2 separate regions of the Mus musculus genome follow, and region 2 is linked to region 1. A link is a loop called in an ENCODE intact Hi-C map of the cell type or tissue named here. Cell type or tissue: left cerebral cortex. All regions are shown on one strand. Each heading gives the region's core, and the rest is flanking DNA. Links, peaks and the distances in the headings are about the cores only.

Region 1 (15,937 bases), core at 2,758-10,757:
CCTGCTCTGTAGAGGACCTGGGTGTGTTGGCAGGTTCTGCTTAATTGAGGCAAGCGGGGATGTCTGGAGAGTCAAGTTCAAGAAAGGTCACCCTCTGCTATGTATCAGGTTTTGAGGCCAATCTGGGCTATAGAAGACCCTGTCCTAGGAGGGCAGTGCCTTGCCTTGTGTGTGACAGCCATCCATAGCCTGCGGACTTCTCCGTTTCCAGCATCTTGTTGGTGATGCATTTGGACTGCATTTCATTGCCTTCCTGATTCTGCCCAACTGTGCATCATATTATGATAGCTGCTACTTGGAACTTAATTGTTTTTATAGAAAATGTACTCAGATAGTGTATTTTGTTTAAAAAGGTGTCATTTTGAAAAGCAGACTTTAGGGCTGGCAAGATGCTCAGTGGGTAAGAGTACTGACTGCTCTTCCAAAGGTCCTGAGTTCAGGTTCTGGTGGCCATATGGTGGCTCACAACCATTCTTGATGACATCTGATGCCCTCATCTGGTGTGTCTGAAGACAGCTACAGTGTACTTAATTTGTAATAATAATTAAAATCTTTAAAAAAAAGAAAAGCAGACTTCAGTCAAGCATGGTAGGACATACCTATGGCCTTTTTCTTAGCACTCAGGAGGCAGAGGCAGCCTGGGCTTTAAAATCCTGTCTAAAAAACAAAACAAAAACCTCAGCCAGATTTAAAATTTTAGGAATGGGGAGACTGGCTGCTCTTCAGAAGAAGACCTGGGTTCAAGTCGCAGCATTCTCATGGCAGCTCACAACTGCCTGTAACTAGCTCCTGGGTAATCCTGTACCCCTACACCCTACACACATGCAGGCAAAACACCCATGCTTATAAAATAAGTTTGTTTGTTTTTAAGTGTATTTGCAGTTGATAATTCAGTAAAACAGAACAGGTACAGTTTGTTGCTTATAGTGAGAAAAAGGTGTTTGTTTGTTTGTTTGTTTGATTGAATTGGGGGGGGGTGGTGTTTGTTTCTGTTTTTTCAAAACGGTTTCTCTGTGTAGCCCTGGCTGGCCTGGAACTCAGAAATCCGACTGCCTCTGCCTCCTGAGTGCTGGGATTAAAGGTGTGTTCCACCACGCCCGGCTAAAAAAGTATTTTATGTGTATGGATGTTTTGCCTTCAAATGTGCCTGTGTGCTATGTGTTCCTCTGGAAGCCAGTAGATCCCCTGGAGTTGTATATGGTTTTGAGCCACTTTATAGGTGCTGGGAAGTCAAACCCAAGTCCTCTCAAAGAGCAGCCAGTGTTCTCAACCCACTAAGCCATCTCTCTAGCTTATGATTAAGAATTCTTAACTTGTCCAGCAGGGGTGGCACATGCCTTTAATCCCAGCACTACGGAGGCAAGAGGCAGGTGGATCCTTTGAGTTCAAACCCAGCCTGGTCTACAGAGTGAATTCCAGGAACAGCCAGGGCTATGCAGAGAAACCCTGTTTCCAAAAACAAAAAAAATCTCAACTTTTTGCTTCCTGACATGTTTTCAGTGTTGGAGAAAAAGGGCTAATGTCATTAGTCAGTGGGGAGAAAGCCAAAGCCACCTTGTTCTTATTAGAAAGCTTACTATGAAAACAGAAAAAAACAGCAAGTGCTGGTAAGGATGGGAGGAACTGCGGCTAGAATTTTTTTTTTTTTTTTTTTTTTTTGGTTTTTTGAGACAGGGTTTTTCTGTAGTATAGCCCTGGCTGTCCTGGAACTCACTTTGTAGACCAGGCTGGCCTCGAACTCAGAAATCCTCTTGCCTCTGCCTCCCGAGTTGCAGCTAGAATTCTTATGTTCTGCTAGGACAGTAAACCCGGCTGGATGCCATTAAAATTAGTACTTCAGATGGACAACAGAATAACTGATGATTTAGCAGCTCTCTAGGCTACACATACAAAGAAAATGGAAAGCAAGCTCTTTTTTTCTTTGTTCTTTCAAGACAGGGTCTTGAGTGTAGCCAGCCCTAGCTATCCTGGGACTTCTGTAAACCAGGCTACCTATAAACTTGTAAGACAGCAGTTCTCAACCTTCACAGGGGTCCAGAATTAGATAGCCTGCATGGTCAGATATTTACAATTTATAACAGCAAAATTATTATGAAGTAACAAAAAAAATAGTTTTATGGTTGGGGTCACATGAGGTATGTGTTAAAGGGCTGCAGCATTAGGAAGGTTGAGAACCACACTCACCTAGAGATGAACCTTTGCCACTAGGCCTGGCAAAAGCAGGTCTTTACGAGATAATCGTTATCCATGTTTATGGCTCAACTATTCACAGCAGTCGGGAGACTGAAGCAACCCAACTATTTGTCAGTAGATGGGGGTAAACAATGGAAGTACATTCCAGGGAGTGTTGTTCAGACTTCAAACCATGGAAACCCTGACAGGAGCTATGGTTGAATTGGGCTTTTTTTTGTTTGTTTGTTTTGTTTTGTTTTTTGTTTTTCGAGACAGGGTTTCTCTGTATACTCTTGGCTGTCCTGGAACTCACTTTGTAGACCAGGCTGGCCTTGAACTCAGAAATCCACCTGCCTCTGCCTCCCAAGTGCTGGGATTAAAGGCGTGCGCCACCACGCCCGGCTGAATTGGGCTCTTGTGCCAAATGAAGTTAGGCAGCCACAGAAGGACTCGCTCACCTTGTGGGAGTGTCTAGTCACAGGAGTTAGTAGTAGAAACAGGAGTTGCTGGTGCTCCTGGAGGAAAAAGACAGTTACTATCGGACGTAGAAAAGTCTAGAGGTTGGTTGTTCAGCTGTCAATATAGTCAACACAACGGAACTGTACTTTGAAAAATGGTAAGATAAGCCAGGCTGGTGACTCATTTCTTTAATTCCAGCACTGGGGAGGAAGGAGCTGGTGGACCTCTGTTCAAGGACAGCTGATCTACACAGTGGGTTCAGGAGACCCAAGGACAGGTCGATCCTGTCTCAAAAAATTCCAAAATAAGGGGAGCTCTGTAGTAGCAATCACGTTCTGTAGCAACTGGCATCCTTTATTTTGTCATTTGTCGGTTTCTTTTGTTTTCTTTAGTTTGGTTTTTGAGACAGGGTTTCTCTGTATAGCCATGGCTGTCCTGGAACTCACTTTGTAGAGCAGGCTGGCCTCAAACTCAGAAATCCGCCTGCCTCTGCCTCCCAAGTGCTGGGATTAAAGGCGTGCACCACCACGCCGGGCTCAGCTGGCTTTTTCTAACTGGCTTTTTTTCCTTTCAGTTGATTATGGAAGATTCCCACAAGAGTAACACGACAGAGACTGCATCTCAGCCTGGTTCAACCGTTGCGGGGCCTCACGTTTCTCAGATAGTACATCAGGTAAAGCAGGAGCTAGCAGAGCACTGAGCTGGCTGTTGGTGTTCACAGATTAGTTTTCAGCTTAGTTGACAGGTAGGCATGTTCAGACTGAAAATGTAAACTTAGGAGTTATGAATATAAATTTTAATAGAAACTAAAATTATGGGGCAACTTCTGGCTTCTACCTAGTTCGTAGAAAGCTGAAAAGACTCTTTCTCCTAAAACCAAAAGAAAAAAAAAAAAGAGCCAGGCGTTAGGGCTTATCAGACTTGATATAGTTGACAAAGAATCAGTGAACATGAAGGTAGGCTAGTGGAGAATGGAAAACAGAAGAGGGAGAAGGACAAAAGCAGAGCCGTGCATCCGGGAATTCTGGGGCAGTGTCTGTTTTGAGTAAGTAGTCTTGGTGTAGATGAGATTCCTGGGGTGTGAGTTCAGTCGGGGATAACAGATCTTGAGTTTTGATTTGACCATTCATATGTAAATGTCCTTTCTGCTTTCTAGTTTGTGCATTTGGTGCTACTGATAATTTTTGGCTTACTTGTCCTCTAAGTCCAGGAAGGCTGTGATGTGCCATATGGAAAAAATACCTGTGTCAGATAACAGAAATGAGCTGTAATGCTACTTACTACTGACAGTGCGTTAACTATATATCAAAGAGGTATCTTGAATCTTAGAACCTGGTAGTGTAGTGTACTGGCCAGTGAATATACTTGGAAGGCAGCGTAGTTCCCTAGAAGCAATGGTTCATTTTATGTGATAGATAATATTATAACCACTACAGACAAGAATAGTCTGTTATTTATGTGTATGTGTGCATACCTTTGTGTGTAGAGGTGCCCATGAGGTCCAGAGGACACTGGAGCTGTAGTTACAGGTCTTTGGGAGCCACCATATAGGTGCTAGACACAGAACATAATCCCCTGCAAGAAGAGTGAGCACTTTATTTATTTAATGTATATGAGTGCATTGTAGCTGTACTACAAGCTACAGTGAAGGTTGTGAGCTGCCTTCATGTGGTTGCTGGGAATTGAAACTTAGGACCTCTGCTCGCTCCAGTCGGCCCCACTCCATTCTGCCCAAAGATTTATTTATTATTATAAATAAGTACACTGTAGCTGTCTTCAGACACACCAGAAGAGGGCATCAGATCTCATTTTGGATGGTTGCTGGAATTTGAACTTAGGACCTTTGGAAGAGCAGTCAGTGCTTTTAACCGCTGAGCCATATCTCCAGCCCCACAGTGAGCACTTTTAATCTCTGGCCCATCTATCTAGCTCTGAGACATTTGTTTTTTGATACTTACGTTATTTATTTTGTGGTGGGTACACTGCCCCAGCACAGTTGTGTAGATCAGAGTGCAGCTTCTGGGAGTTGGCTCTCTTTCTGTCAAGTGAGTCCTAAGGATTGAACTCAGGCTTGGTGACACATGGTTTTACCTGGGGGCTACCTCACTGCCTTTCCTCAAGAAGTTCTGCTCACAAAAGGAGCTAAGAATGACTTGTCTGCGGTGGTTTGGGCTTATAGAGTTGCTCATCCCCCCCCCCCCCCTCTTTTCCTCTCCTCTCCTCTCCTCTCCCCTCTGTTCCCCTTTACCCAGTGATTGATCCAGGGCCCAGGGTGTTGGGCAGGCACCTGACCACTGAGCTGTAGCTTTAAGGTTTTGTTTTCATTTTGACAAAAGCATTGCTGTGTTGCACAGGGTGGCCTCAAACTGGCGACCCTCCTGTCTCAGCCTTCAGATACTGAGATAGCAGCTAAGATGTGTTTGTGTGTCTATGTGTGTTTATTTGCATGTGTGTATGTGTGTCTATGTATGTTTGTGGGTGTGTGTACAGGTGCCCATGGAGGCCTGAGGTGGCCTTGTATCCCAGGAGTTAGAGGTTGTAAGCCCAGCATGATCCTGCCGTGAGTGAGGCAGTGAATCCCTTAGCAACCTTCTGTTTGCCCTTAATTGTGATTTGTTGAGCATTTTGTCACAGCAACAGCACAAGTACCTAAGACAGGATCGTTTACGCCTTTAATCCCAGCACTCGGGAGGCAGAGGCAGGTGGATTTCTTGAGTTCAAGGCCAGCCTGGTCTACAGAGTGAGTCCCAGGACAGCCAGGGCTACACAGAGAAACCCTGACTCAAAAAAACAAACAAAAAAATGGATGTGTGGTACACATCTGCCCAGGTTTACTTCATTTGTCTGCTTTTTTGTATCGTCTTCGAAGCAGTTGTTTTAGGGATTTAGTCTTAAGTTCAATACTTGAGGTAAGTCTTATAGATGTTACATTTCCATTCATTTTATGGTTTTCTCAGTGGTTGTATTGTGATGGCTCATCTGGTTATTGATAGATCTATTCCACTTTTTTTGTTTGTTTGTTTGGTTGGTTTTTGTTTTTTGAGACAGGGTTTCTCTGTATAGCCCTGGCTGTCCTGGAACTCACTTTGTAGACCAGGCTGGCCTCGAACTCAGAAATCCACCTGCCTCTGCCTCCCGAGTACTGGGATTAAAGGCGTGCGCCACTACTGCCGAGCCACAGATAGTATTCTTAACTTTTGAGCCATCTGTCTAGCTACACCCCCCACCCCACCCCACCCCACCCCCCGCAATCTTGTAATAACATCTTTTGGAGAGCTCTGTGGTCGTACTCAGAAAACAAACCACAGTAGTGTTACACTCACCCACTCTTTTAAAGATAAAGAGAAATGTCTTTAAAATCAGTTGAAGCCGTCTATAACACTAAAAAACATAGGATAAAAACTGCTAAGGAATAACAAATGCCTGGTGTGCAGTGACCTGTCAGGTTAAAGTTGTTAGTGAGAGAAAAGGTGAATGAAGTGAAGAAATCATAAAGGCAGAGAGGGAAATAAAAGGAAGCAGGGTCCTGCAGAAGGGTGAGAGAAAGCCGTGCTAGGGAGAAAACGTAAGGAGCTGACAGCACAGGGAGTAGGCTGTGGGGGCTGGAGGGCTGGCTCCATCCGGCTGCTCTTGCATGCAGGCAAAACACTTAGACATTTAAAATAAAGTAAAAATAATTTTTAAAAGTTTTTTAAAAATGAAAACTGTATATAAATAGATGACCATAAAAACATTGAAGCACTTAAAAATCTTACTTGCGCTGGAGAGATGACTCAGTGGTTAAAAGCATTTGCTGCTCTTGCAGGGATCCAGATTTGGTTCTCAGCACTGCACAGTGGCTCACCACCATCTATAACCAGTCCAGGGACTCTGTGCCTTCTTCTGACTTATGGGGTAACAGTATGTACAAAGTGTACATACATAATCCAGCCAAACATACACAAAAACAAAATAATTGGAATTCAGAGGTTTTTTTTAAAAGCTGGGCATGGTGGTTGAACACCTTCAATCCTGGCACTTGGGAGGCAGAGGCAGGTGGATCTCTGTAAGTTCAAGGCCAGCCTGTACTACAAAGCAGGTTCCTGGCCAGCCAAGCTAAGAAGTGAGAACCAGTCTCAAAATAAACAAACAGTACTAGACATAATAGAGGAAAACCTGGAGTGGGGCGAGTAGACCGGTCCTTAGAGCAGCCCTCTGGGTGCTCTGGCTCTACAGTGTGCTGGTAGGGACATGGACTGAAGTTAGCATCCTCTTGTCTTTTGTAGCTGTGTGCTGAGCTATCTTCACTCTATCAGGAATCTCCCCTGGTTACACTTAGTTTGGTTGCCTGTGTGCAAGGCAGGTTTTTCTATGCCTAAGACACTCCAGTTCCCACCTCTGTCTCTGGTGGGTGATGTCTAAGTCAGTGCTGTTTCCGTTGGGGAGTGGAAGAAGCAACAGCATTGAAATTGCTCAGTCTTCAGATCCCAGTGCAGATTAAACATACAGCTAGGGCTGGAGAGATGGCTCAGTGGTTAAGAGCACCGACTGCTCTTCCAAAGGTCCTGAGTTCAAGTCCCAGCAACCATATGGTGGCTCACAACCATCTGTAATGAGATCTGACGCCCTCTTCTGGTGCATCTGAAGACAGCTACAGTGTACTTACATATAATAATAAATAAATTTTAAAAAACAACAACAACCAAAAAAAAAAAAAAACATGCAGCTAGAGGTGGGGTCTGCTCATGTCAAGGACTCCACCTAACTCAGCTTCAGAATTCCTAGAGTTCCTGGTAAGAATCCCAGTGTGGATAAGATAGGTGGCTCCGGAGTTGGGCTGCCTGCTGCTCTGTGGCTTGTGGCTGTAAGCCTCAGAGTCTCTGACTAGTGAGTTTTCCTTGTTTTCAGGCCTCCAAAGTAGTAGTTTTTAAAACAATAAGTTGTCTTTTAAGATGGCTCTTAGCCATTGTCCTCTTGAGTCATATGAGTAACAAAACAGACCTTCCTCTGCAGTGCTCACGGGTCACATTGGAAGAGTCGAGTCACCATGGAACCACATGTCCCAACTGACTCGAGACTTTTAAGAACTGTGGCTTCTATAGGTAGAACTGCCGTTTTCCTTCTGCCCATCTCCCGCTTACTTTAGATGAGACATCATCCTGACAGGGAGCAGGGAGTCCTGTGCCCTCCTTTGTGCTGAGTTGCTCTAGTTCCTCTCGTTTGCTGCTGCCCCACACTTCAGGTTTCTGATGTTTCCCAACCAGTCTCAGAGCCTGTCAGTTGTTCTGTCACATGGAGCAATATGATCTAACCCCTCTTTACATACAAGTCCTGTGGTTGTAGTTGTGTTATAAAGTATGTGTGCTCTTAGATTGGCAGGTGCAAGCTTCTAGCCTTGTCCCCAGCTTTCTTCTATAGTTGCTGTTGGAATAAGTGGCCTGTTACTAAACCTAGCGTTGTTTCTCCTTCGGCTGCTCTTCCTGTTGAGTGCTTACTGTACATCACTAGCTGGAAGTCACTTTGTACAGACTGACCTTGAAAGCTGTCCAGGCTAGCCTGAAGTTTCTGGCCCCCTCACTGGAGCCCCTTAAGATCTGAGATTGTTGGGATGTGGCGCAGACGCTCTGCTTCATCTGCTTTTATCATCATCTTCCTTTTTAGCTGTTTTGCCACTTTTGTTATTTTTAATTTTGGAGTTCTTTTCATTTCATAGATGAGTCATTAGGCCTCTTGAGCATATGGATTGGTGTTTGTCCATGCTGCTGCCCACCCAGCTCTGCAGCCTGAGTTCTTACAGGCTTCCACTAAATAAAGCTTGATTTTTGTGTTATCAGAGGAAAAAACATTTCAGGATTAGTTAATATAATGCAGTGTAGTTTACTAAAAAAAGATTCTTAAGGGCCAGCAAGATGGTTTAGCTAGTAAAAGCACTTGCTGCCAAGCCTGACCTGGCTTAGTTTTAAAAATAAACAAAAAATGTTTAATGGGTTTTTTAAAGCTCTGTGATGATGCTCTGAGACAAGAACAAGAATCTAGAGATGTGGGTGCAGCTGCCGAGAGTCCTGCTCGTTGTCTTTACAGTACTCAGTAGTGGCCTGAATGTGAGAGGAGAGTTAGCGTTTAGAGGGCTGCTAAGAAATGTAGGGGTGATTATGTAAGGACCCCAAGGGCCACCTGGCAGGATTACAAAAAGGCAGAAGTCCAGACAGAAAGTTAGGATGAACCCACTATAACAGTTTCCCACTTGAGGTATGTACATTCAGCTTACAACTGGCCCACTGCTGTCTTAATCTTCTTACTAAAGTATGTATCCATGAGTGGGCAGTGGTGCCCCACACCTTTAATCCCAGTGCTCAGGTGGCAGAGGCAGGTGGATCTCTTTGAGTGTGAGGACAGCTACACAGAGATAGCCTGTCTTGGGGGTGAAAATCTGAGAAAGAACTGTCTTTATGTTGGCAGCCTTCACACCAGATGTTAATTACACTGGGTCTCTGATGCTCTGAGGCTTCAGCAGGCACCGGAGTCGCAGCTGTTCTTCCTCATGTCCCACAGTCCTCACTTTCTTTCCTACTTCACAGTCTTCCCTCTCACTGTGACCTCCACACCTCTTGTATTTTGTGCTTGTCCTTTTGTTCCTTAGCTCTAAAACTTCTTCCTTATCTTTCAATTCTCCAATCCTTTATCATTTGCTGATGTCAAAATAGTGATTATTTAGATTTCAAATCTATCTTTAAGTTTCACTTTTCTGACTTCTAGAGACATTCCATTATCCAGCTTCTTAGAATGCTGTTGTTTTTGTGTATATGGGTATTTCCCCTGCGTGTGTCACTGCCCCATGTGTGTGCCTGCTGCCCCCTCACTCCGATTCCAGCTTTCCTGTTACCTGTAGTTCTGTGTAGGGCTGAGGCCTTGTGTGTTTTTCCCTGGCCACTGTGGCACGTCCATTGGTGTCTTCCTTGTTCAGTCGTGTTGGTGAGACTGTGTGTGGCTTCTGATATTACTAGGAGAAAATCTCAGCAAACACCTGATCGCCTGGCTCTTAAATTTTCCCCACCTCCTCTTCTGCAATGCTCCCTAAACCTTAGGTGTGGGAGTTTTTGGGACTGGGTTCCACAACTCTACACTCTAATAGGTTGTAGTTTTCTATAGTGGTCTCTGTCTATCAAGAAGCGAAGTTTCCTTGATGAAAGGTGGAGACTATACTTACCTATGGGTGTGAGGACACATGTTTATAGATTGTTAGGGATTATGCTAGCTTAGTAAATTAGTGGTTTTAGACTTTCCTCCAGTAACCATAACTTCCTAGCACTGAGTAGTTAGCTAGGTTTTCAGTATCAGGCATGGTTTCCCTATTGTTGAGTGGGTCTTAAGTCAAATTAGAGAGCTGTTGGTTACGATGTGTGCGACTACTGCATGCAGCCTCACCCTGGTCATTGATGTAGTTCACAGCCGTCCTTGCTGGGCAGGACTGTTGTTGCTTTCCTCCTTTGGAAGCTTGCTGCATGGGGCCTTTTGGTGTCAAAGCTAAACTTCAGGGATGGGCTTTCATGACAGATGCAGTTTAGGGCCTCTTTTTATTTATTTTTATTTTTTTCGAGACAGGGTTTCTCTGTGTAGCCCTGGCTGTTCTGGAACTCACTCTGTAGACCAGGCTGGCCTCAAACTCAGAAATCCTCCTGCCTCTGCCTCCCAAGCACTGGGATTAAAGGCGTGTGCCACCACTTCCCGGGTTTAGGGCCTCATTTTTAAAGTGCATGGTGTCTTCAGCTGTAGAGACTGGTGGGGGGATGGGGGGAGGTAGGTGGGGGTAGCCAAGGACAGCAGGCTGTATGTTTTGGGAGACTTGGACAGCTATGGCCTACAGCTTGAAAGAGGGCTTGGTTGGTTGGTTGGTTGGTTGGTTAGTTTGTCTTGGTGTTTTGTTTAGTTTTTCAGGACAAGGTTCTCTGTGTAGCCCTGGCTGTCCTGGAACTGGCTTTGTAGACCAGGCTGGCCTCGAACTCAGACATCTGCCTCTCAAGTGCTGGGATTAAAGGTATATATCATGTCTGTTATTGCTGTTTTGTTTGTTACATGGTTTTTAGACCATGTCATCCCTAAATGTCTTTTAGGTCCCGGCCCGGGTTACACTTAAATTTGCTACTTAGGTAGATGGGAGATTTATGCAATAATAAACACACTGCCTGAATTCTTTCTTTCTTTCTTTCCTTTGTTGCTGTTTTTTTTTTGGTTTTTTTTTGGTTTTTTTTTTTTTTGAGACAAGGTTTTTCTGTGTAGCCTTGGCTGTCCAACCTTACCTAGAATTATTATTTAACATCACCCATTTTGTTCTTTTTAAATAGTTGTTACCTGGAGTCAGCTTGCCCATTTGGCAGAAGTATGCTTTTCTCAAGAAGAGAACCGGGAAATTTATGTTAGCCAGGACTTCACATTGGTTATGATCTATGTTGCTTTCGCTTGAGCTGCCCATTAGAGGCAGGTTCTTTGGGATGGGCCTAATGCTTGGTCAGTCCTGATGAACAAGCATGTACACCCTAGATCATAGACTCTGTGCCTCTCGGGGCTTGGTTAGCATACTTACTGCTCATCTTTGTGGTATTTTGGAGACAGTGCGCCACTTGGCTCAGTTCTACTCCACATGGTTTAACATCTCTTAGGAAGTCCTTTCCGGCACCAGCTCTCCTCTACATCAAGTGTAAGTGTTTGGTAATCGGTGTCTGATGGTGGCAGTCTCCCTTCTGGGTCTGATTCTGCTGCCTAGTCTTCTGCTTCTCATTCTAGGTGCGTTATTGCTTACTGGCCATTAAGCTTTAAAAACAACTGTTGGGAATTGTTTAGTTCCAGGGAGATAACTGTATTTCTAGAAGCTGCTCACTATACAGATAGGCTTAGAAAGAGTCTAGAACAAGAGTTGTCATTGATTGCTCAAAACTGGGAGTCAAGTCTGTCTCCTTGGCTCTGCTTTGGCCTCTCGTAGTCCTCACATGCTTTCTCCATGACTGAAAACAAGATGATTTTATTCTGCGTCTCTCCTTCCCCACTAGCCCCCAGTATGTTCTTTGAAACTTTTTTTTTAAAGGTTTCCTTTTCAGACAATTTTTAAGCAGGTGTCAGTGCCATACAGTGAAACGTGTATATGTAACTTTTTTTTTTGTTGTTTTTTTGTTTTGTTTTATTTTTCGAGACAGGGTTTCTGTGTAGCTTTGGCTGTCCCGGCACTCACTTTGTATACCAGGCTGGCCTTAAACTCAGAAATCCACCTGCCTCTGCCTCCTGAGTGCTTGGATTAAAGACGTTCGCCACCACGCCCGGCTTGTAACTTTTTTAACCTGTGTGTGTTTGCTATTAGCTCTGGAGGTCTTAACTTTCTAACCTGTCTAACCTGAGCCAAGCTCGGTCTTTTGTAAGTCACCCCTGCGTGCAGACAATTTCAGAGAGGTTACCCTGAGAATTGGGGAGCTTATACTCTACTGCTGTAGTGTGGCACTAGGAACTAGAAGTTAGGCTACAGTCCAAGTGAGCAAGTGGAAAAGGTGCATTGTAGAATTCCTGATCCACTGCAGTGCCATTAGAAGACATTGTATGTGGGCAGACAGTTTATGCTTTAGAAGGTTGAGAAATAAAAAGGTTTTGTAGGCAGGATGTCACTGTGCAGCTCAGGCTGCCCTTGGACCGGAAATCGTGTGCAATTCTGCTAGGTTTGGGGATTACAGGCCTATGCCATCATGCCTGGCCAGAAAAGAAATGTACGGAAAGACCTCTTTATCTCAGTGGTACTTGCATGAAAGAGCCCTGAGTCTTAGCAGCATAGGAAGGTCGGTACCTCCCTTCCGATGCAGGGCTATCTCTGAAGTTCAGACTGTGCCTACCTCCCTCTTACCAGTAGAGAGCTCTCTTCTCTGCTTTCCCAGTTTTACCTTCTGGATGCAAGGCTGGCAGGTGAGCTGCTGTGTCAGGGTGTTGCAGCCTCTCTTCTTTCTGAGCACACGGTGACTGCCAGTGCTGTCAGAGGAGTGTTTTTGTTCTATGTGTTTTGAACCAGAGGCTGGCTGTGTAGCTGAGATGAGTTGAAGCTCTTCCTGCTGAGTGACACAAGGCTGAGGGCAGCTGTGTTCTGTGTGAGACTGGTGGTACCTGCATATATATTTTAAGATTTCTTCTCCTACCGGGCAGTGGTGGCACACGCCTTTAATCCCAGCATTTGGGAAGCAGAGGCAGGCAAATTTCTGAGTTTGAGGCCAGCCTGGTGTACAGCATGAGTTCCAGGACGGCTAGGGCTACACAGAGAAACCCTGTCTCAAAAAACCAAAAAAAAAATTTTTTTTCCTCCTGTTTGTGTCATAAGGAGAAATATTTAGTGTCTTAACTTTAGAAATTATTTTCTTACGAGTTTAGTGAGAGAACCTGAAGAAAACCTAGAAAGGGACAGACTGTAGCTGAAGGTAGGATTAGAAACAGAACATAAGGACTGGCTCAGTAGCCTTTAATCCCAGCACTCCGGAAGCAGAGGCAGGTAGATCTCTGTAGTTCGAGACCAAGCTGGTCTATGTAGTGAGTTCCAAGACAGCCAGGCTACATAGTGATACCCTGTGGTGGGAGGTAGTAGGGAGGGGCTGGAACATCCTTCGATACCTGAGTCGTGAATGTGACAGTCATCTGGGTGTCACTAGTTGGCCATCAGTTGTAGATCTGCTGAGAGAAAGAAAGGGTGACTCATAAGGTTCTCTGTGAACTCAGGAGACACTGGGGGTTGTTTTCTTTTTGAAACGGGGTTTCTGGCCTCAAAATGATAGTCTCCGAGCTTTCTGAGTTCTGGAGTCACAGGAATAAGCTGCCATAGGCTAGAATCATTCATTGAAGGGGACGATTAAAGGTGAGACAAGCCCCACGCAAGTGTGCTGCCTGCGAGATGTCTGAGGGAAGCTATAGACAGCAGACAAGGCCCAAAGCAAAGTCAGGTGTCATAATCCAGTTTTAGGGAAATGGTAGGTATTTTAGATCATTTTAAGAGTTAAAAATTGGGCTGGAGAGATGGCTTAGCGGTTAAGAGCACCGACTGCTCTTCCAAAGGTCCTGAGTTAAAATCCCAGCAACCACATGGTGGCTCACAACCATTCTAACAAGATCTGACTCCTTCTTCTAGAGTGTCTGAAGACAGCTACAGTGTACTTACATATAATAAATAAATAAATCTTAAAAAAAAAAAAGTTAAAAATAGGGGTTGGAGAGATGGCTCAGCAGTTAAGAGCACTGGGTATTTTTTCAGAGAACCTGAGTTCAATTCCCAGCACCCACATGGCAGCTCACAACTGTCTAACTCCTATTCCAAGGGATCTAGCACCCCACACAGGCATGCATGCAGGCAAAACATCGATGCACATGAAATTTAAAAAAAAATTAAATAGTCTCAGAGATTATGGTGGCTCACACACACCTTTAATCCAGCACTCTGGAGGCAGAGGCAGGCAGAGCTCTGTGAGTTCCAGGCAAGTGTGTGGCCTACATAGCAGGTTCCAGGATAGCCAGTACTACACAGAGACATCCTGTCCAACTTAAAACTTGGTTTTAAAATTTGAAGAATAGTTAATATTTACTTGTGTGTGCCAGGTAAAGTGCCATATATACATTGGTTCATTGTGAGGTGAGACAGTGCCGACTCCTATGTTTTTGTTTTTAAGATTTATTTATTTATGTGAGTACATTGTCGCTGTCTTCAGACACACCAGAAGAGGACATTGGATCTCATCACAGATGGTTGTGAGCCACCATGTGGTTGCTGGGAATTGAACTCAGGACCTTCGGAATAGCAGTCAGTGCTCTTAACCGCTGAGCCATCTCTCCAGCCCAACTCCTACATTCTTAAATTTGTATGTTTGTGTTGACCCCTACCTGTCACCTCCACCACCTAACTTCTGTCCTTGAGGCAGCCTCTGATGCAGCAGCTTGCCCTTCCCACTACCACCGCCTTCACTACTATCCTGAGGCAGCTTGCTGGCTTGGCTCTTGTCTTCTGATCTCTTCTTACCAGTATATTAATGTGAACGTATTGGTGGCTTTAAGGCCTCACCTGTGTAGTTTTCCTGGGTTTTTTTTTTTTTGTTTTTTTGTTTTTTCTTTTTTTTGGTTTTTTCGAGACAGGATTTCTCTGAATAGCCTTGGCTATCCTGGAACTCACTTGTAGACCAGGCTGGCCTCGAACTCAGAAATCCTCCTGCCTCTGCCTCCCAAGTGCTGGGATTAAAGGTGTGCGCCACCACCGCCCGGCAGTTTTCCTGTTTTAATTTATGAGTACCGCGTGTATGTGCAAGTGCCTAGGGAAGGCAGGGAGCGGCAGGCATCCTCTCCCTCTGCAGCTGCACAGTGTGGCTGCTAGGGATGGAGCTCTGGGCCTTGGAAGAACAGTTCAAGCCCATAATTTCTGAGCTCATGTGGCACAGAGCCTTTCTCTAGGCTTATGTATTCAGCAGTAGGTATCTAATAGGCTTTTCAGACTCAGCCTGTGTAAATATGGTGCCGAAATCAGAACTGTCTTTTTCTCTTCTAACTAGTAGAATAACATCATTGAAAGGTTTACTTATGTATTATGTATATGGCTGCTCCGTCTACATCATCTGCAGGTCAGAAGAGGGATCCCATTACGTACACATGGTTGTGAGCTACCAAGTGGTGTTGAAAATTGAACTCTGAACCTCTAGAAGAGTAGCCAGTGCTCTTAACTGCTAAGCCATCTCTCCAGCCTCCAAGTAATACCATTTTATTTGACATATAAGCTTTATTGTTTGCTCTGGTCTGCTGTATTGTATATGCTTTTTGGTTGTTTTTTTTTTTTTTTTTTGAGAAAGAGTTTTTCTGCCCTGGAATTGACTTTGTAGACCAGGATGGCTTCAAACTCAGATCTGCCTGCCTCTTTGTCCACAGTGCTGGGATTAACAGTGTGCCAGCACACCCGGTTTGTTTGTTTGTTTGTGTCTCTTTAGATGCTCTCCTTTCCTTTTCATTTTGAACCTCAGAAGTAACATACAAGAGAGCAGGTGATGGAAGACAGATCATTCCTATAAAAGTGAAAACTGGATTCTTCAGTGTACTAAAATGAGTTCTGATTTTTAGGTGTCATCGTTATCAGAAAGTGAGGAGTCTCAGGACTCATCTGACAGCATAGGCTCCTCACAGAAAGCTCACGGGATCCTGGCCCGGCGCCCATCCTACAGGTCAGTACTTTGTTTTCAGTGTGTTCACAGAGTTCTGAGAAAATATAAAGCAGTCATAGGCAGTTAGGTGAGGAGGCAGGTCTTAGAGAAGTTGCAACCAGATTAAGCTGAGGAGTTTA
Region 2 (15,937 bases), core at 3,602-11,601, 66 kb after region 1:
TTTGGGGGCTGGTGAGATGGCTCAGTGGGTAAGAGCACCCGACTGCTCTTCCGAAGGTCCAGAGTTCAAATCCCAGCAACCACATGGTGGCTCACAACCATCTGTAACGAGATCTGACGCCCTCTTCTGGTGTGTCTGAAGACAGCTACAGTGTACTTACATGTAGTAAATAAATCTTAAAAAAAAAAAGTTAAAAAAAAAGTATGTTTCTAAAAAAAAAAAAAAAAAAAAAAAGAGGCTGCTTGGCCCCTCTGCTCTCTCTCGCTCTCCTCGCTCTCTCTCTCTCTCTCTCTTGCTCCCTCTCCCCCCTTCTCTTGTGCTCCCTCTCCCCTCTCTCCACCTGGCTATGGTCACCTCTGCTTCTTTATTCTCCTCTCTCTCTGCTTTTCTACAATAAAGCTCTAAAACCATGGTCCATCTCTGCTCATTAAAACCAGCTGTGCTGGAGCAATGGAATAGGCCTCCCCCTAAAGAGCCTCGTCTAATCTCCCACAGGAAGGCCTCCCAGCGTTTCCAGGCACCAGACTGGACCAAGGACTCTCACCCTCGGGGGAAACCACCCAGCACTTTTCCCTCCTGCCCCTTCTTCCTTCAGCCCAGAGCTGACCAAGCTGCCCCCGGGGCCCCCCAGCTCGTTCTCAGCTCTTCTGCGACACAGCGGTGTCTGGGATGTCTGAGATTGAGAAACTTTCCTCTTTGGCCTCTGTGAGGCCCAGGGACCCTGGACTGCTCCCTCCCCACCCCCACGGACTGGGGTCCCATGGCTTCCCACAGCCAGACACCCACCCGGCAGCGGGGTAGTCTCTGCCCGCCCCGTGTCTCAGAGCTCAGGTGGGTCTCTCCCATCCCTTTATTTCCCCACGCCTGGTGCCCAACAAATAATGTATTATAATGTGTTGTCATTGTTGAAGCTGGGCCTTAGCGGCTCTGGCTGGCCTTGAACTCCTGATCCTCCTACCCCAGCCTTCCAATTGTTGGGCTTATTAGATGTGAGCTAGCACACCAGGCATCATCTTAATACCCTAACATGCAAGTAGAGGCCTCAGAGAGTAAATATATAGTGGTGTTTGAGTACAGAATTGTTGTTATGCTTCATGTATGTGCACATCATGGTATGACAAATACAACTTTTAGAGTGGAGAGCCAGTGAGATAGCTCAGCAGGTGTTTGCAGCCAAGACCATGACAGCCTGATTATGATCCCTGGGACCCACGTAGTAAAGGAGACAAGTGACTCCCACAGTTGTCCTCTGACCTCTACACATGTATCCTGGCATGTATGCCTGTGTTCTACACACACACACACACACACACACACACACACACACACACAATCTTCAAGAACTTAAAATATTGAAAAGAGTTGAGAAAGTAGCTCAATTGACAGAGGAGTTGATGCCCCCTTCTTCTGGCCTCTCTGGGTACATGCACCCATATGTGCATATGCACACACGTGTGCCCTTGTGCACACACACTATTTTTAAAATATACTTTAAAATGGTTAAATAAGGACTAGAGAGATGTCTCAGCAGTTAAGAGCACTGACTGTTCTTCCAGAGGTCCTGAGTTCAATTCCTAGCAACCAAATGGTGGCTCACAACCATCTGTAATAGGATCCAATGCCATCTTCTAGTGTCTGAAGACAGTGACAGTGTACTCACACAAAATAAATAAACCTTTAAAAAATCATTTAAAAATAGTTAAATAAAAAATACTTAAGTAAATAAAAATAAAAAGTTAAAAACTTAAAAGGGGGTGAGGGCTGGAAAGATGGCTCGGCTGCTAAAGGCTAGACTCACAACCAAAAAAGAAGAGAGAAAAAGAAGGAACCCTGTCTTGAGACAGGCCTGGGAAGAGAGTTCAGTTGGCAATGTGCTGGCCTTGTAAACTTGAGGACCCAAGTTTAACCTCCAAAATCATATTAAAACAATACTAATATAAGAATCTGGGTGTCCCCGACGTCCCTCTTCCTGCCTCCTGTGCCCACTGTTCTTAGGCATCAGCATTGCGGGTCCAACGCCCAGTGGCACCAACGTGGGCTCCTCTGGCCGCTCTTCCAGCAAAGCGGTGGCCACACGGGCTGCAGGATCCACTGTCCGGCAGAGAAAAAATGCCAGCTGTGGGACCCGGAGCGCAGGCCGCACCACCTCTGCAGGGACTGGGGGGATGTGGCGAATCTACACGGAAGATTCCCCAGGGCTCAAAGGGGGCCCTGTCCCAGTGCTGGTGATGAGTCTTCTGTTCATCGCTTCTGTATTTATGCTACACATTTGGGGCAAGTACACGTGATCTTAGATTGGGCTACATCCATCTGTCATCTGAAGAAGAAGGAGGAAAAAAAACCCAACATATCTTGTACCAAAAGTGTAGTGATTTTCTGTTCACGTGTATTATTTTACAGAGAATAAGAATTGACTTTGAGAAATCAGTTTTTTCTATGGCTAATAAACTTTGGAATTGCTTTATATGGAAAAAAAAAAAGAATCTGGGTGTGGGTGTACTTGCCACAACTATGGCTCAAGATGGTGGGCACAGGCAGATCTCTGGTGTATCCTTGGTGTTCACTAGCAACAACCCTGGCTTACTTCATTTTCAGTAAAAACTAAGCAGAAACAGAAACAATAACAGAAGCATGCCTTTGCATTAAGGCCTTTGTACAGCCCTGGGTCTCATAGTTCTACTTATTCAATGGCTTCTTAAGATTTAGCCACCAGCCAGGTGTGGTGGCACACCCCTTTAAGTCCAGCCCTACACACACACACACACACACACACACCACATCCACACACACAGTCTCTCTTAGTTTGCCTCTCCCCACCCCCTCAAAAAAGACTTAGTCACCGACATCTCCAGCTCTTTTCGTGGTTTTATCTTACCAGGTTATATGGTGGTTTCAGTGAGAACCGCCCCCACAGGCGCCATTTATTTGAATACTTGGTCCCCAGTTGGTGAAACTGTTTGGGAAGGATTAGTAGGTGTGGCCTTGCTGGAAGAGGCGTGCCACTGGGGGTGGGTTTTGAGGTTTCAACATCCCACCTCTTTACCAGTCAGCTCTCTTACTTTTATCCTCCCTCTCCTCTCCTCCTCCTCCTCCCTCCCTCCCCCCTGCTTGTGGGTGAGATGTGAGTGAGCTCTTAGCTCCTGCTCCAGCACCATGTCTGTCTCCTCCCTCCATCTCCCTGCTGTGAGGATGGGCTCACCCTCCACAACTGTAAATAAATTCTTTCTTCTGTGAGCTGCCCTGGTCAAGGTGTCTCAGCACAGCAATGAAACATAACGAAGACTGCTTATCATCCTTTTCTAGACACCCCCAGAGCCATCTTCAAAAAAGTGGGAAAGGAAGAAAACAAAACAAAACCCAGTTTCCTAGCAACCCTTTGAGAGGTGGAGTCTAGTTCATCAGAACCACATGAAGGACTTATTCTAAGACACTGAAGTGTGTCTCGGACCTGTCTTGTTCTTTCCTGAGCCTTTTAAAATGAATAACCCCTTCTCCACGTCCACCCCCTTGCTAAATCTATGTAAAAGTCCTTATCTCAGTTGAGAGAGTGCTTGCCTAGTGCTTGCCTAGTTTTTTGTGTACAAATCCCGGCGTTGATACCCACAATCCCAGCACTCCAGAGGTGGCAGCAGGGAGACCAGAAGTCTAAGCTCATTCTTAGTTACAAGCAAAGCTTGAGGTTAGCCTGGGCTAGGAGAGACTACATCTCAGAAACAAAACAATACAATTAGGGGTGTGACAGCAAGACAGCTTAGCAGGTAAAAGCACTTGGCACCCAGCCCTGACAACCTGACTTAGAGCCCAGAGAATGGACTCTCACAAGTCATCCCCTGACCTTCACACTTGGGCCCCATGTCTCAGGCATTCGAATACTTGGTCCTGTCTTACTTAATCAGGGTTTCTATTCCTGCACAAACATCATGATCAAGAAGCAAGTTGGGGAGGAAAGGGTTTATTCAGCTTACACTTCCACATTGCTGTTCATCACCAAAGGAAGTCAGGACTGGAACTCAAGCAGGTCAGAAAGCAGGAGCTGATGCAGAGGCCATGGAGGGATGTTCTTACTGGCTTGCTTCCTCTGGCTTGCTCAGCCTGCTCTCTTACAGAACCCAAGACTGCCAGCCCAGGGATGGCACCACCCACAATGGGCCCTCTAACCATTGATCACTAATTAAGAAAATGCCTTACAGCTAGCTCTTATGGAGGCATTTTCTCAAGGGAGGCTCCTTTCTTGGTGATAACTTCAGCTTGTGTCAAGTGGACACACAAAGCCAGTCAGTACAGTCTACATTTGGTGTGTGCTTAGGGAGGATAACAAGGTGTGGTCCTATGACTGCGCGGTGACACATATCCTTAACCTCAGCACGCAGGAGGCAGAAGTAGACAGGTCTCTTGTCAGTTCCAGGACAGCTGGATCTGCTGGATTCTAGGACAGCCAGGGCTATATGTCTTGAAGGCAGTGTGACACTGGAGGTGGGCTCGGAAGTCCCTCTGTCCCCTGCTTGCCGTCTGAGGTGTGAGTTCTCAGCTGCTCCTGCTGCCATGACACCTTCATTCTCACCAGGCCGTTGCTCAGCCATCACGGACTCTACCCCTCTGGGAACTGTACACCCAATTCAATGCTCTTTTGTCATAAGTGGCCTTGCTCATGGTGCTTTATCACAACAATAGAAAAGTAGCTAATGTAATTGTATATGTGGGCATGCACATATTCCCACACACAAACACATACACATGCACACACATGTATACACATGAGTGCACACACATGCACATACACATGCACACTCATACGTCCCCCCACTCCCAGGCACAGACACAGAGGCACAGACACACGGTAGTAGAAGCGGTTCTTTTGTTGTTGTTTGAGATAGGGTCTCACTATGTAACTCTGGCTGGCATAGACTCACTGTATGAAACAGACTGACCTTGAATTCAAGATGCCCCTGCCCCTGTCCCTGCCCTGTTAGGCTTATAGGCAGTGCCACCAGGCCCAGCCTCCTAATAGCTTAATTTTTTCATAGCTCCAAACTGGAAATAACCCAGTCACATATCAGCAAGTGATAAGAAAAACCGATGGGTGAGACAAGTAGTGAAGCAGTAAAATGGCCCCTGATCTGTCGACTGCTTAAAAACTAATGTGGGGCAGGGGTAGTGAAAATGAAGCCGGAGGGCTCAGTGGGTACCTGCCTCTAGCCTTGCACCCCGTGACCTGGATGACCCTGCACTGAGCTGCACTACAACACCTGAATTCCAGCGCTCCTACAGTCATGTGGGAAGCAAAGACAGAACTGCACGAAAGCCAGTAAGTCAGCTGGTCTGTAGAAACAAGAGAGCCCCTCCTCAGCAAGGTGGGAGGAGAGGACCCACCGCTAAACTTGTCCTTGTTCTAGGGCCCTTGGCATGTGCACTCACTCATGTGCACTCGTGCACACACAACTTAACATAAATGTTACCACTGTCTAAGTTCTCTTCTGTATTCGTGCTATGGAGGCCTCCTCTCTTCTCCAAGGCAAATGTGCTGAGTCAGAGTCAGGTGGGGAAGACACTACTGTATGATCTACATATGTGAAATTAGTTGAGAAAACGAGCCACAGTTGTTCTGGGAGGAGGGAGGAAGGAGGAGGGAGAGCAAGAAAGAGCAAAAGGACACTCAGAGAATGACATACTGTGTTCCTGCTGACATAGCTTCACGGGATGCATTCACACCTCAAATGTTAACTATACACACGAAACAGGTAAACTTTAGGTCAACTTCTACTCTCAGAGATCTTCTTAAAAAAATGGATCTAGCCGGGCGTGGTGGCGCACGCCTTTAATCCCAGCACTCGGGAGGCAGAGGCAGGCGGATTTCTGAGTTCGAGGCCAGCCTGGTCTACAAAGTGAGCTCCAGGACAGCCAGAGCTATAAAGAGAAACCCTGTCTCAAAAAACTAAAAAAAAAAAAAAAAAACTTAAAAAAAAAAAAATGGATCTAGTAGGGGCTGGAGAGGCCATTCAGAGGTTAAGGGCATTTGCTGCTCTTGCCAAGGGCTCACAGCTGCCTGGAACTCTAGTCCTAGGGGACCCGATGCCCTTGTCTGGCTCTGCAGGCACCAGGCACTCACGTGGTGCACACACATAGAGAAAACACCCAAACATGTAAGACTAAAAAAAAAATAATAATAATCAGGAGGTATGCACAGTAGCATACTCCTTTAATCCCAGCACTTGGGAGGCAGAGAGAGGTGGATCTCTGTAAGTTCGAGGGCAGCCTGGTAGCTCCAGGATACTTAGGGCTGCAGAGTGAGACTCTGTCACAAAAATACCAAAAACAAAACAAAACAAAAAAACCCCAACAACAATAGCTGGCTCCCATTCACACAGACGTTGTGGTTCATTGCGCTCCACAGAGACAGCCAGTGTGGGGGTGGAAGGTAAGAGCCGGTCGGGTACTGGGTGACCCTGTGCCTCGCGGAGGAAAATCCTCTGAGCACAGCCAAAGAAGTCAAGAGGCAAAATGTCCCTCATACGCATCTTTGTGCAAAGTTGCTGGAACTTGGAGAAGGGGCGGCACCTGGATGTTTGTGCCAATGCCTCAGCTCCACAGTGTTCTCTAAGAACTCAGAGAGGCGGGGACCATGTCTGCTGAAGAGGAGGAGAAATCTGAAGACATGGCAAAGGCGGACAAGACTCATTACGAAAGAGAAATGAACGCCTACATGGCCGCAAAGAGGAGACCAAAAAGAAGATCAAGGAGCCAACGCACCCAAGCGGCTTCCTTCTGCCCACTTCTTGTTCTGTTCCGAGTCCCGCTCCCAAAGCAAAGATGGTCCTGGCTTGTCCCCTGCTGATGCTGAAGAAACGGGGAGAGGTGGGGGTGGTCACGGCTGAAAGGAGCAAGAGAAAGGGGAGAGGAAGATGAGGAGGAGGATGAAGAGGGTGAGGGAGAAGCCGAGGAAGAGGAGGCCAAGGCTGATGATGAGGTGAGGATGAAGGTGGTTCTAGCACAGTTTTTTTCCTTGTCTATAAAGTATTTAAGTCTCCTATACACAACTAACCCCGTTTAAAGAAAAAATTGCAATGGAAGGCCATGGATTTTTTTTTTTTTTTTTTTTTAACTATACGGCGTCTTTCTTGTGTGTAATTAACTACACTACCAAAAGTGTCTTCAAACAGCCCTGTCCTGGTGGTATTTCAACAGCCACTAACTTCACCTGGTGCAGTTTAGGGGTTGTAAATTGATGTGGAAATTTAAAGCAGTTGTGGTTTTTCTTTTGTTTGTTTTTTGTTTGTTTTTTGTTTTTTTAAGATTTATTTATTTATTATATGTAAGTACACTGTAGCTGTCTTCAGACGTACCAGAAGAGGGTGTCAGATCTCATTACGGATGGTTGTGAGCCACCATGTGGTTGCTGGGATTTGAACTCAGGACCTTCGGAAGAGCAGTCAATGCTGTTAACCGATGAGCCATCTCTCCAGCCCCCAAAGCAGTTGTTTTTGTTTTTTGTTTTTTGGTGTAGTTTTTTGTTTTTGTTTTGTTTTTGTTTTGGTGTAGTTTATCCCCCATCTCCAGTTGTCTGATGCAGCTCATCTGAGAATTAGTGTTGTTCTATTAGCTGAATACCATTCTGTAATGAAAAAAATTTTTTTTAAAACATGCAACTGTTTTGTTAATATTCTGAACGAGTCTAAGTAAATACATTTTTATTAAAAAAAAAAAATGAGGGCTGGTGAGATGGCTCAGTGGTTAAGAGCACTGACTGCTCTTCCAGAGGTCATGAATTCAAATCCCAGCAACCACATGATGGCTCACAACCATGCTTAATGAGAAACAAACAAAACAAAACAACCAAAACAACAACAACAAAAACCCTATGGGCCAGAGTGAGTGGGGCCGGAGCAAAAGTTTGGGGGGGTGGAGGGGGAAAAAATTAAGGTGGAGAAATTAAAACATTCTGCCTCTACACATATATGCATGTACTCCAGTACACCCATGTGTGCACACACACATGTGGAATAGTTGGTGTAATGTTCCTGGTTGGTTGGGTTTTTTTTGACAGGTCTCTCTCTTCTATAGTCCTGAGAGGAGTACTGTGGAACTCACTGTACATGCTAGGCTAACCTTGAACTCATAACATCTGCCTGCCTCTGTCAGTTCTGGGATTAAGCTGTGTGCCACCAGGCCAGGCTGTTGTATTTGTAACACGTGTAGGGTATATAAAATATGAGTAGACTTTAGCATATGTGTAGGGTATATTAAATATGAGTAGACATTAAAACCTTCATACACACCTCTTTTTGGATTAGGGATCAGTGACAGAGTATTTCCCTGGCTTGTGTAAACCCCTCAGTATCACCTATTCTACCTCCAAATACAAGAATTAAAACAGAACCCAGCTCAGCCAGTGCCTACCACTCCTGTTTCAGGATATGAGTTTTTCCCCTCTGCATGCTGCCGACACCTGATATGAATATCAGATGGCTATGCTAGCCTCAGGTCCATCTCCTCTGGAAACCAGCAGTGACTTTCTTGATCTGACTCGCTGAAGATTCTGAATAGTTTCCTAAATCTTCTAGTTATGTCTGTTCCCACTGTCATTCACACATCAAAAGCACTCAAGTCTTATGTAGAATCATAGAATCACGTTGACAGTTCTTAACTCGATTACCACCTGTAAGACCATATGTGAAATATGGAAGCAAACAATTTAAAAAGTAATTTATCTTCTTTGTGAATTTATGACTCAAAAAACAATTCCCGAAATCAGTGCAGCTGGGCATTGTGACAGAGATCTGCCATCTCAGCGCTGCTTGAGAAGTCGCAGAGGGATCAAGAGAATTCAAGGCCGGCTGGGGCTAAGGAGCAAGACCCAGAAAAAAACCCCAACCAAAAAGACTGGAGATTGAAGCTATTTTATAAAGCCCATCAGAAGCCAAACGGGGACTATCCTGAGCACCTCTACTTTAAATGGGCGGAGTTACATAATAACCAAGCATAAGATTGGCAGTTGCGTTTTAAACTGTCAAACAGCTCAAAACAGTGACACAGCAAAGATCCTTCAGATGAATAATTAACTTATGAAAGGCTCAGTTCAGAATGGGAACTGAGAAACTGTTGGGTGAGTCTTGGCAGGGTTTCCTTTCACTTCCTTTACACAAAAACAGGTTTTGGGGCGGTGTGTGGTGGGAAGAGGAGAAGGGAAGAATAAGCCTGCGATGAAAAGGGGTCTCGGCTGCCATCTTCCCTGGTGCGCTGACCTGCTCCTCTTCCTAAAAAAGGCTTGGGTGGGTGATGCGAAAGTACACACTGTGCACTAGCCAACCGCGGCCGGAAACTAGCTGCAGCCTCCAGACCCAAACAAAGCCAGGCAGGACCAGGGTCAGGGTTCAGGCTGCAACCTTCCAAAGGGATGGGGGGTGGGGGGGGAAGGTGGCAGTCTTGGATCACTGAGCCGGCCAACTGCTAGCCGGCCGGTGGGGTTAGGGTGGGGGTGGGATGGACGGTGTGGGAGTCAGGCCGCAATCGGAGCCCTACCCGGCTCTGCTATTTTGGTTCCCCCCCCCCCCCCCCCCCCCCCCCCCCCGCTCAGCCGGCGCCTCCTTCCTCTCTGATTGGCTCTGGAGCGAGGCCAGGAGCCTGCGCTCTCCTTCCCCAGGAGACACTTCTGGGGAAGCAGTAGCCCTTTCTCCTCTACTCGCAAAGATGACGCTTGCCGTCCTGGCCCTGCGGCTGGTGGTCTGTACCCTGGCGCTTCCCATGTTTCTGCTGAACCTTCTAGGCTTGTGGAGCTGGGTATGCAAAAAGTGCTTTCCCTACTTCCTGAAGCGATTCTCCGTGATGTACAATGAGCAGATGGCGAGCCAAAAGCGGGAGCTCTTCAGCAATCTGCAGGAGTTCGCCGGCCCCTCGGGGAAGCTGACTCTGCTGGAGGTGGGCTGCGGCACCGGAGCCAACTTCAAGTTCTATCCCCCCGGGTGCAGGGTCACTTGTATCGACCCCAACCCCAACTTCGAGAAGTTCTTGTTCAAGAGCGTCGCAGAGAACCGGCAGCTGCAGTTCGAGCGCTTCGTGGTGGCAGCCGGGGAGGACATGCACCAGGTGACCGATGGCTCTGTGGACGTGGTGGTCTGCACCCTGGTGCTGTGCTCGGTGAAGAACCAGGAGAAGATTCTGCGTGAGGTGTGCCGAGTGCTGAAGCCGGTGAGTGGCAGGAGTGAGGACTGGCTAGCTGCAGCTAGGAGTGAGGGTGCTCCTATCAGTTTCGGGTGGATTCTAAACCAAAACAAACAAACAAACAAACAACAAAGCAAAACAAAACAAAAATACCAAATGACTCCAGAAGAATTTTGCAAAAGAGAGTAAGGGCTGACAAATCAGAATCTAGAAAGTTCTAAACTGCCAAAGGGGGAAGAGCCTGTGGAGAGTTTAGATGTCAAACTTGGTAAAGAAGCTCCCAGAAACAGCTGAGGGGTCACCCACTCATTCAAACAAACAAAAAAAAACCTTCCAAGTCCCGGCAGGCAATGGGAAGCAGAGGCAGGTGGATCTCTGGAAGCTCGAGGGCTCGGTTGCCAGCGATGCACAGAGACCATGTCTCCAAAATAAAACAAGCAAAATTTACAGGTCACTAAGGATACTGGTTCTGTGTTTTGAAATGGGTCAGGGAAAAAGATGAGCAACTGGGCAGGAACCAGAGTATAAACTAAAGCAGACAATCATGAGACAGACTGTAAGGCCGTGTTTGCTTCGGACAGTCTCAGAGACTCACAGTCTATAGTGCTGGGGGCAGGGAGGGGGTATCTGGTAAGGACCCCCTCATACAGGAAGGGGCTTGGAAGCCTCATTGAGAAACATCAAAACATCAAGTGAATGCACTATCTCTATTAGAGATTCATCTATAGCTACACATATGTAAAACACGTCCACCCAAGGGTGCTCTCTTTCTCTCTCTCTCTCTCTTAAGATTTATTTGTTTTATGTATGTGAGTACACTTGTAGCTGTCCTCAGACACATCAGAAGAGGGCATTGGATAGCATTACAGATGGTTGTGAGCCACCATGTGGTTGCTGGGATTTGAACTCAGAACCTCTGAAAGAGGAGTCAGTGCTCTTAACCATGTCTCCAGCACCCCCTCCCCCACCCCCCCAAGGATGATCATTAAAGAAGCATTTGCAGTACTGCAAACTGGAAAGAGACCATGTGTGGATGGGAGCTTATCACCCTCAGGAACTCTGTAACAATTACAAACATCAAGAGCTGGGTGTGGCAAACCACACATAGAAACCCACTGACAGTCTCAGGATCTCAGAGGGTGAGAAGGATGCGAAGGCAAGCCTGGGCTATACACGGAGATCAAGGCCAGCCTGAATTATATAGGAAAATCTTATCAGAAATCAAAACAAACAAAAACTTTAAAAAAATCCACCCAACAGAAAGAAACAACAAACAAACAAAGCATTCAAGACGACTGATCTCTCCAGGCTAGAAAAGAGAAAGGTGCGGAGGAAATAATGTTAACCTGTTCACGACAAAGGTAGGAACAGGGGTTACAGCCAGGGAGCTGAACTCTGTGCAGCCAAGAGCAACAGCCACTTTGAGCCTTTCTAGTAGTCTGAAGAAATTCTTTGTACTTGTGACTATCAGGTTAAATGGGTTTGTTTTGAACAAAGCTGAACTTGAAGTGTGATAATCTTAATGTTTCAGCTTATTGATTTGAGAACTTGTAGGGAGGTGACACTGACACATATGCACACTCCCACATAATACAGTCATACATACACACATACACACTCACACACTGTCATACACACTCACACTCTCTCACATACATACATATACTCTCACACACACACACACTCACATACATACTCATACCTCCACACACACACACACTCACACCTCTCACTCTCTCTCACACACATGCACACACACATACAGGCACACACACACACACACGCACACACACACACACTCACATACATACTCATACCTCCACACACACACACACTCACACCTCTCACTCTCTCTCACACACATGCACACACACATACAGGCACACACACACACACACACACACACACACACACACTCTCTTGTAGTTTCCTGGGAAGAAAGCCTCAGATGCATCAAAGGCTTAGCACTGTCTCTCCAATGCAATGACAGACCAGTTAACAACTAGTAGGTAAAGATCTTTAGCCTGGCCTGGGGTGTACACACCCATAGCCACACCCATAGCCACACCTGGAGTGGGGTACACACCCAGAGTCTTGGTGCTGGGGGAGGGGAACAAACAGGGGGAGTCTCAAGTCAGAGTCCACCCTGGACTACATAGCAAGTCCCCCCAACCCAATCTTTAAAACACAATAAAGCAAACCAAAATTAAGAAAGGGACAGAGTCTTGGGGCCCAACCTGGATCCCTTCCTCCTCTGCCTGGCAACTGGGGCTTTGCCAGGTGCTTCTTTAAGCGATTGCTAATCTCACAGATGATGCCCTGGGCTGTCTCCCTTAGCCTCATAGAGCCAGGGCGTGGTGACAGCTGCAGTTAACCTTCCCACAGTCTCCTGAAGCCGAGGTTTACGATTTTGGAAGGAGGTTGCAGATTCAAAGATGATAAGAAATATACAGCCAGGGCTGGAGAGATTACTCGCTCCGGTCGGCCTGCTCACTCAGTCCCTGCTCGCTCCTGCCCAAAGATTTATTTATTAGTATATATAAGTACACTGTAGCCGTCTTCGGACTTACCACTAGAGGGCACCAGACCTCATTACAGGTGGTTGTAAGCCACTGTCTGCTCTTCCTCAGGTCTCAAGCACCACCACACTCCACCAAGGTCAGGCTCTTCAACATTTCCACCTCTTTGCTCCCTAGATGCTGAGGGTCCCTTCCTCATCTCTCGTTCCATGTTATATCCTCCTCAGCTGTCTCATGCACCCTGTGTTTTTAGCTACACAGATTTCCAAATCTTGACACCCACTCAGAGCTCCCTCTGTTCCCCCTCCCCCACCTTCCCAAAGATCTATTTATTATTACATGTAAGTACACTGTAGCTGTCTTCACACACACCGGAAGAGGGCGTCATATTGTGAGCCACCATGTGGTTGCTGGGATGTGAACTCAGGACCTTTGGAAAAGCAGTCAGCGCTCTTAACCGCCAAGCATCTCACAAGCTCATAAACATATGTCTTACTTAAATTTATCTGCTTTCTTTGTGGTAACTGCATCTCTAAATCTGAATTCTGTCTCAAAACTCTCCACCTTTGGGTAGCCAGGACTAGAGTGGCTTGAAAAGGGAGCTTACCAAAAAGGGATGGGTTTCTTTCTTTATTAGAAAATGCCCAGAGGCTGTTTAATAATGCTTTGAAATAGCATTATTTCATGACCTATGTGTTCTGCATATCAAGTCAGATTGATTCCTCTTAAGAGTGACAGCGCTCATAGGGCAGTGGTGGTGCATAGTAATGAAATAATGCAATCTTTAAAACAACTCCATTCAGTCTAGGAAGTGGCTCCTATAGATTCCTCCATTCCTTCTACATGCAGCTCTGGTGTCTACAGAGACTTGCAGCCAGTGCCTGGGAACAATTTGTTAGTGAATTAAAAGGTTCGTGTTTTGTTTGTTTGTTTTTTTAAAGTTTCAATGCCAGGAGCCATCCAGGAGAAGCTAAACACTAGCAGGTGATCTTCCTGAGATGGTTCTGCCATGGACTGTTAAAGCCATTGATTTGCTTCTTCAGGCAAGGCCCAGGAGAATTTCATTTTAGGAAAGATTCCTGCCATTAATATGCTTTTCCTGTTATTAAACATATATAATAATCACTAGGTATTAGCCCACCCACTTTGAGCAGATCTCTGCAGAAAAATGAAGATATCTTGCAGTGATGCTATATAGACAAATAGATGATTTCCTAATTCTTAATGATGATCCTATAAGAATTCCTAAAAGTATATTAGTAATTATTAAGCTCTTTTATAATAGGACTGCTATTAAGTCCTTTTTAAATTAATTATTTATTTAATGCATATGAGTACACTGTAGCTGTAAAGACGGTTGTGAGCCATTATGTGGTTGTTGGGAATTAAACTCAGGACATCTGGAAGAGCAGTCAGTGCTCTTAATCACTGAGCCATCTCTCCAGCCCCAGATAATTACTCTTAATGGATATGCATGTAAACATTCTCTGTTGTAAACTTCTTATTCAATTTATGTTTGAACTTCTAGTGAACTTTTGTAAAAGAGGGATGCTTGGAAAAACCATGAGGTCTACTATCCTAGAAAAGGTACCAAAGGCTGGGAAGATCACATTGGGAAATAGAACATTGGAGAGCGAGCATTGGGAATGAGGGGAGCAGAGCATTGTCAAGTCAGAGCAGGAGGAGAGAGCAAGAGTAGAAGGAGAATGTAAAGTGGAGTATCTTAGAAATTATAACACGAATACAAATATTTAAAGAGCAATATGCAGACTGCAGAGGGAAGGAGAAAAGGAGAAGCTACAGAGAGGAGAAGGAGCAGGCAGGCTTCTCCTTACCATGGGGCAGAACAGATTTTATTTATTTATTTATTTATTTATTTTAGAAAGGCAGGCTTAGTCTTATTAAAGGAACAAACCTTTCTTCTTACAGACTTGGGTTTAATTCATTTAGCATTAAAAGTATAGAAGCCTTTTCTTTCTCTATGCAGTAAGGGTTGGAGCTCATTTTTCATCCAGAAGGAGTGATTTCTTTCTGCACTAGTGCTTGGTCTTTTGCTCCATACACATATGTAAGTATGGATGTGTGTGTGTGTGTGTGTATGTGTGTGTGTGTATATAAGTATGTAATTATGAGATAAGTATTAAGCTTGGTCCAAGTGGTTGGAATGGAGATTTAGGAATGTGTGTGCACAAATCTGCATATGAATTTATGGGAGTTTAATCCATATTTGCTCATGTAAAAGTTTTTCCTTCTGCGAATGTGATTCTTTTTTCCTGGGTTCAATAGCAGTTTATTGCTCTAAATTTCCCATAGAAAAGCAAGAAGCATTTGGAGAAGAGGGAGAAGTCTGTAGCAATTAATCCTTTACTTTATACCCTGCTGTTTCATGATGAGGTGCTAAATGCCAGAGAAGGCAGTTTCTGGTCTCAAAGGGACTCAGGCAGGCCAGCCACAGTAGCAAAGTGACTTAGACTTAAGGTAGGTAAATATTTTATGATTAAGTAGCAACTCTAAATATCTCCTAAGACCAAGCCATGCCCCCTCCGACACTTCCCCTTCTGCTGCCTCAAGAAAAGCCACCAGGAAAGAAAAGCAGGGGCTGGCCCTGGCAGTTCAAGGTAGAAGCCAGGTGTGGTGGTGCACACCTGTAAAGCCAGCACTAGGGATGTGGAGGCAGGAGGATGGAGAATTCCAGGGCAGCTAGCTACACAGTTAGTTTGCCAAGTGGTGAGTTCTAGACCAACCTGGGTGATGTTGTGAAACTGTTTCAAAAGACAAGAAGCAACAATAACAAAGATAAAAGAGGCAGAAGGTAGACTTGTGAGATAGCTCAGCCAGTCAGGCACCTGCCCTCAGTAGAGAGGGCTCTCTCTCTCTCTCTCTCTCTCTCTCTCTCTCTCTCTCTCTCTCTCTCTCTTTCTCTCTCTCTCTCTGCCTGAGAAAAGGTCTTATATAGCCCAAGCTGGCTGTCCATTTCTATTCTGTATGCGCTCCACCTACTCAGTCCTGGTGTGGACATGAAAGAGGCCTCCTATGTATGTATGTGTGTTGGCTGACCTTGCTCCTCCTGCTGACAGCCCCAGAGCTAGGATTACAGGTGATACTCACCACACTGAGCTAATAGAATTGTAATAAAACTTACCCCTGATCAGAGTAAGGAAAAAAGCAATTATTTCCATTAGCAAAATCATAATGGATATCAAGAGACCTACAGGGAAACATAAACTTTCTAGTAAAAGATTTTATATCTATTAAGGATATTA

Evidence for each region. Hi-C counts contacts between places; a loop is a spot of excess contacts. Peaks named below come from ENCODE experiments on the same cell type or tissue, not always from the same donor. Only the 100,000 strongest peaks of a DNase experiment are listed, where the experiment ranks them.
Region 2: it touches region 1 in a loop (2.3-fold over the local background); 5 of 42 quality-filtered maps call a loop at or near these places.

What each region holds. Positions count from the first base shown.
Region 1 is chr15:100,229,528-100,245,464 of GRCm38, forward strand. It overlaps Atf1 (activating transcription factor 1), which reads left to right. Exons shown (of 7, transcript NM_007497.3): 2 at 3,206-3,304; 3 at 15,718-15,818. The coding sequence starts at 3,212. Among named protein-coding and RNA genes, the nearest start is that of Atf1, 9.6 kb to the left of the region's middle. In left cerebral cortex, for the core only: a CTCF peak has its summit at 4,389 (motif pointing right); DNase peaks (open chromatin) are centred at 6,299, 8,326 and 8,632; H3K27ac peaks cover 2,532 bases.
Region 2 is chr15:100,295,163-100,311,099 of GRCm38, forward strand. Mettl7a1 (methyltransferase like 7A1) reads left to right here and starts at 9,655. Exons shown (of 2, transcript NM_027334.3): 1 at 9,655-10,182. The coding sequence starts at 9,685. It also overlaps the pseudogene Gm33666. In left cerebral cortex, for the core only: no CTCF peak of the experiment used is centred there; DNase peaks (open chromatin) are centred at 6,698, 8,479, 9,118 and 9,650; H3K4me3 peaks cover 2,527 bases; H3K27ac peaks cover 2,510 bases.